Linked DNA regions of Mus musculus: region 1 is linked to region 2. The links are chromatin contacts, found by Hi-C or POLR2A ChIA-PET in ENCODE. All regions are on one chromosome and are shown on one strand. The core of a region is the stretch at or near the end of the contact, and the rest is flanking DNA. Distances in the headings are between cores, read along the strand shown. Region 1 has its middle 5.9 kb from the start of Gm32059. Region 2 holds the start of Nop53 (NOP53 ribosome biogenesis factor).

Region 1 (2,961 bases), core at 206-2,705, 110 kb after region 2:
TCATCTTCTGATGTCCAGCAAGTTCAAAGCCTGGGCTACACAAGACCTTGCCTCAAAAACAAAGGTTTGCTGGAAAGATACTATCTATGACGAATACCCCAGACCTCTTAGCTTAGGCGAGGGCTGTAAACACACGCTACTTGGAAGTCCTTGGCTGGGTGTGGAGGAGCCAAGACAAGCCAGCCCCCAAGCTGAGCAAGAGCTGGCACAGACCTGGGAGATCAAATGGCTATTTTCCCTGAGCATCCCTGAAAGCCCATCCAGGCTTCCAAGCTAGTGACAAGAGCCCAAGGTATTCAAAAAGCACTGTGGGGCTGGTGACACAGTTCAGTTGCTAGAGTTTATCCTAGGTCCACATACACTAGGCATAGTGGGCTGCACACCTATACCCCAACACTCTGAATGTATTCAGGAGCATCAAAAGTTTAGGATCAGCGCTTGGAGACATAGCTCTGCGGTTAAGACTTTGAATTACTCTTACAAGAAGACCCAGGGACTGTTCCCGGCATCCATGTCAGCTTACAACAGCCTTTAATTCCAATCCCAGAAGAGTGCATGGATACCCTCTTTTAGCCTCCTTAGGCACTGGAATTCAACGTGTATATATTCAAACAAGAATACCATAGTTCGAAATAAAAATCAATTTCCAAAAACAACAATAGTCAATCACATATCAAATCTAAGGCTCACTTGGGCTACACATGACCCAGCACATCTTTAGTTCTAGCACTTGGGAGGCAGATGAAGGTGGGTCTTTTTGAGTTCAAGGCCTGCCTGCATAATGAGACCCTTACTTGATGAAGAAATAATATTTTTTAAAGAGCTCAGATGGTGCCGGGCAGTGGTGGCGCACGCCTTTAATCCCAGCACTCGGTAGGCAGAGGCAGGCGGATTTGTGAGTTTGAGGCCAGCCTGGTCTACAAAGTGAGTTCCAGGACAGCCAGGGCCACACAGAGAAACCCTGTCTCGAAAAACCAAAAAATAAAAAATAAAAAAAGAGCTCAGATGGCTGCTGCTTCTTTCTTTCTTTCTTTCTTTCTTTCTTTCTTTCTTTCTTTCAAACCTCTTTTGCAGGTTAAACCCAGGGTCTCACACAGCAAGTCACCATCCCTAGCCTTCTTTTTCACTTCTTATATTGACAGGGTCTAAGTTGCTAAAGTTCAGGGCTTGAACTTGCTATCCTCCTGCCTCAGCTTCCTTAGCTGCAGTGATGACAGACCTGCACCACCAGGCTAGGCTGACAGTTTTAATTATGATAGTATAGTGGAAAAGAAAAGGTAGAAGCCCCGTGTTCTTGCTGTGGACAAGGCCAGATATTGGAGAACTGCCTTGCCCGAAGGGCCTGACATCATCTTGTCCTCTGAACCCTCCTCCAGCCTTTTTCCGCACATTTCTGCATATGCCTTAGCTCTTATCAGAGCCCTGAGCCTTTCAGAAACTCAGCTCACTACAGCCCAGCTCCTACCCTGGAGAACCTCGTCAGCGCCATCTGTCTACAGACGGTGTCAATAGCATCCGCTTAATAGCCTAGGTGGGCTTCAGTCTTGCTCTGTAGCCTAGGGCGGACCTGGAACTCTCCTGACCCCCCAGCCTCCACCTTCCGGGATTACAGCTTTAACCACCACGCCTGGATGGTGCTGTGAAAACCAGGGCTTCTTAGATAGTAGATTAAGTACCAACTGCACCACATCTCCAGTTCTATTTTTCAGTGTGTGTATGTTTCTCTCCTTCCAACACGTGGTTTCTGGAGATAAATTTCAGATCAAGTTTTGGTGGCAAGCGCCATTATTCACTGAGCCACCTCGTCAGCCCCTCTTCCACCTCCCCACCTCCGGATTTTAAATAAATGGCTTCCTCCACTGAAAGTAGAAACACTTCCCCGCGGCTCCTGTCAGGCAATGGAAGCTTCAAACTTTGCGCCCCAATTGTTTCATTATCCGAGAAACTGATGGCACACGATTGGTGCATTTTTTCTTTTGCATATAACACTTCAACAACCAAAGCCTGACTCCCGTCCTGAAACACTCCTGCCTTTCCAGGTTGCTTTAAATAAGGGTGAGAAGAGAAAGTTTTTACGAGACTTCCAAGGGCCCGGGTCTTGGTGGCCAGGAGGAGGAAGAGAAGGGGATTCCTTCGTAGTCTCTGTCCTCTAGCTATACCCTTCCACTGTGGCCATAAGGTACCCCTTCTGAGGACAGCCAAGACCGGAGCGCTGTAATCCGGCAGCAAAATCAGGCAGCGATTAGCCCAGCCCGGCCTGGGGTCCTCAGCACCGCAAGTGCGAGGGGCGGAGTCTGGCCTTTGATTGGCCGCATGTGGGGGCGTGGCCACAGCTCCGCCCCACCTCTACCCCCCACACACAAGATAAAATAGGCTTCGCGCCCTGGTGCTCGAAATTATTCGTGTAGTGGGTGTGGCTTATGTTTGTTTACACGCTTCTATTGGCTGCATTTGAATCGGCCCGAGCGGGTGGGCTTCGGAGGCGTGGCCTCGGAGGGCGGGGCCGGCGGCTGACAGCTCTTAGAGTACCGAAACGCTAATGAGGGGATTTTGGATCTGAAGAATCCTTTTGGGGTTTCTGTCAGCTTCCTTAATAAAGGCCAGTCAAGAAACTGAGGCGCACGTTTTTGTAAACATTCCTAAAACAAAATAAAACAAAAACCATGACTATGTTTTAAAAAGCAGATGCAACCTAGCTGGCCAACAATGAAAAACTCTGAAATCAGCTATGATCCTGGCCCACAGTGGGACAGGAAGTCACTGCAATAAACAAGGAAACCGCAAAGTGACACAACAGCTTTTGCAACCACTCAGGGAGAAGGGGAGTTCTGTAAATGCCAAAAGTATGGATGAAAATGGACACGAATCATTTGCTGATGAATTGCACAGAATAACTTACAAAATGGAAATGAATGGACAGGAGTTGGGTGGATCCTAGCTCATTTTGTAACTGTTTTTGTT
Region 2 (2,700 bases), core at 117-2,616:
CTTTGGGGAAGGGGGACAAAAAAAAAAAAAGCTGAATGATACAGCTCAATAAAACCAAACAAAAATGAACAACAGGTCACCTTTCTTAATCATCTCAAGCTTGTTTCAAAGCCATTCAAAGTAATTCTTTATACTAAAGACTGCCCCTTCTAGTCTCCAGTGGTAAAGCATACCTTTATTTCCAGCACTCAGGAGGCAGAGGCAAGCAGATCTAAGTTTGAGGCCAATATGGTATACATGGTAAGACTGTGGTGATGAACCACACCCAGCACTGACTCGGGGAGGCAGGGACAGGTGGATTTCTGAGTTCAAGGCCAGCCTGGTCTACAGAGTGAGTTCCAGGACAGCCAGGGATACACAGAGAAACCCTGTCTCGATCCCCCCTCCCCTCCAAACTTGTGATCAAGACTGTTTCCAAAATGAGAGAGAGAGAAAGAGAGAGAGAGTGTGTGTGTGTGCTTTGCTTTAAATTATGTCATCAATGCAGATCTCACGGGTGCAAGACTCAGAGAACCACCAGCACACAACTTCATAAGAGCACTCCTCACCTTTTCTCTTGAATCCTGTGTCCACGAAGAAGAGCTTTTCGTTTGGGGCCTCTGCCAACAAGCCACTGAAGGATAAAAATGCAGACTATTTGCCAAAGTAATGCTGGAAAGATAACAGACCCTTAGGGGTCTAACTTTTTGGGCCCATCCCAACTCTTCCTCAAACCATGGGCTACACCTGGAGCTTTCACACAGAATTTAAAATGTACCACGATGGGGTGAACGTACTTTATTCTCTTTCACTTGAAATTCAAACTCTGTAGCAAAAGGTTTTAATGCCAGCACTCCGGCGGCAGAGGAAACTTGAGTTCGGAGCCAGGCTTGTCTACATACCGAGTGCCAGGTCGTCCTACATAGTGAGGCCCTGTTTCAAATTTTAAAAAAAACTAGGGGAAAACTTAAACTTTGTTGGGATTTTCGCACGCTTATTTGTTAAAGATACTATTGATAGGTCTCCCACACCGAGCCGGGATGCCCGGTCCGTCTAGCACCAGGTCGCAAAGCGCACGGCCACGCCACCGGAAGTCCCGCCCCACGTACCCGGTCGTGCGCTCCTGTAGCCGGACGTCTTCCAGGAACTGGTCGACCTCTAACCCCAGCGGCTCCTCGGCGAGCCTCCTCCAGCCGCGCTTCTTGTTTCTGGGGCCCCGCCGCCGCCGCCTCAGAGCGGGATCCACCGAGGTCGGCCGCAGCCCCAGGAAGCCAGAGTCCGCCTGGCTTCTCGAGCCGCGCTTCTCACCGTCCCTGTTACCACCCGCAGCCATCTTCTTAAAGGAAGAGCTTAGTCGCTCTAACTCCGATATCCGGTTTGGAACGTGCGCGTCTCGAGTGACGTAATATGACGCACTTCCTGTTTGCGACCATCTTGATAAAGCGTAGTTTTTACATAGAGAGTTTTACGTCTTGGCAAAAGGATAAATCATCACGTTCAGTCTCTTCTTATTTTAAAAATGTTCGAGCCGGGCGTGGTGACGCACGCCTTTAATCCCAGCACTCGGGAGGCAGAGGCAGGTGGATTTCTGAGTTCGAGGCCAGCCTGGTCTACAGACTGAGTTCCAGGACAGCCAGGGCTACACAGAGAAACCCTGTCTTGAAAAAACAAAACAACAACAACAAAAGGCAGGGTTTCTTTGTGTAGCCTAGCTGTCTGTTAACTCACTCTGTAGACCAGGCTGACCTCGAATTCAGAGATTCGACCTGCAATTTCGGGTTGGTAGGGAGTAGGCTATGTGGATTCTTGGTTCTCACTCTGAGTAATTTACCTTACCCGGTATCATAAAATTTTACTCAAACCATTTTGTTAGTTATACAAGTTTTTTGTTTGCTTGCTTGCTTGCTTGCTTTCTTGGTTTGGTTTTTCGGGAGAGGGTTTCTCTGTATAACCCTGGCTGTCCTGGAACTCACTCTGTAGACCAGTTTCATACGTGCCTTGCCATTTTTGCTTCCCTTTGCCTTCTCACTCCTACTGAACTACCCTTCTTTCCCCCAAATGCCCTCCTCCCTTGTGTCTTTGTAGTTTTGTGACGTACTGGATTTACTAGGATTTTTTGTACCAGCAATGAGTGAAGAGTTAGTTACTAGATCAGAGGCAACTGACCAGTGTGTATGCCATTGAAGGACACCCCTCCTTCCCAAATAGTAACTGCCAAGGGACGGAGTCCAGTCAAATTTTCTTTAACTCTTTTTATTAAAGAAGATGCTGGGTGTGGGGCTGCCAAGATACCTCAGTAGAGAAAGGCTGTTGCTGCCAAGCCTCAGATTAATCCTCATAACCCATATGTTGGAAAAAGCCAATACCTGCAAGCTGTTTGTTCTTGACCTTCACAAGGTATGCTGTGGTGGCATATATGCTTACACGCCGTTATGAAATATAATGTGGCAAGGGAGTATTTTTGGAGGGCCTGGCCAAGGTGTACCCCTGAGAAGTTACACCATAAAACAGACCTAGTGTAAAGGTTTATTGGGGGGAACGCAAGAGTACTGTGGGACTTGGTGAAGGGACAGAGGCAGACAAGTGGACAGATAGACAGGCAGACAGATGGGGGGCAGAATCATGAGGGCAGAGAGAGGGGACAGAGAAGGAGAGGGAACATTGGTGGTGGAGATCAGAGAGAGAGAGCTGGGGTGGCAGGTGGGTCCTTACATCTACTGG

What was found. Hi-C counts contacts between places; a loop is a spot of excess contacts on that map. ChIA-PET counts read pairs that join two places held with the same protein, here RNA polymerase II (POLR2A).
Region 1: POLR2A ChIA-PET joins it to region 2 with 12 read pairs in Patski. The contact joins the enhancer-like site here to the promoter of Nop53 in region 2. A Hi-C loop is called at or near these places in 3 of 37 maps with a recorded cell type or tissue (gastrocnemius and heart). POLR2A ChIA-PET finds 5 or more read pairs at or near these places in 3 of 5 experiments (Patski and embryonic stem cell).

The regions. Positions count from the first base shown.
Region 1 is chr7:16,050,581-16,053,541 of GRCm38, forward strand. No RefSeq gene overlaps it. Among named protein-coding and RNA genes, the nearest start is that of Gm32059, 5.9 kb to the left of the region's middle. Within about 2 kb of position 1,456, at least 1 of the 3 ENCODE cell types and tissues checked has a DNase peak (open chromatin) inside an H3K27ac peak, as active enhancers do; it is heart, where a contact is called at or near this core.
Region 2 is chr7:15,944,742-15,947,441 of GRCm38, forward strand. It overlaps Nop53 (NOP53 ribosome biogenesis factor), which reads right to left and starts at 1,367. Exons shown (of 13, transcript NM_133831.3): 1 at 1,089-1,367; 2 at 549-613. The coding sequence starts at 1,312. Gm24576 (a long non-coding RNA gene) reads left to right here and starts at 1,352. Exons shown (of 2, transcript XR_391165.4): 1 at 1,352-1,559; 2 at 1,720-2,700. It also overlaps a transcript of Ehd2 not described here.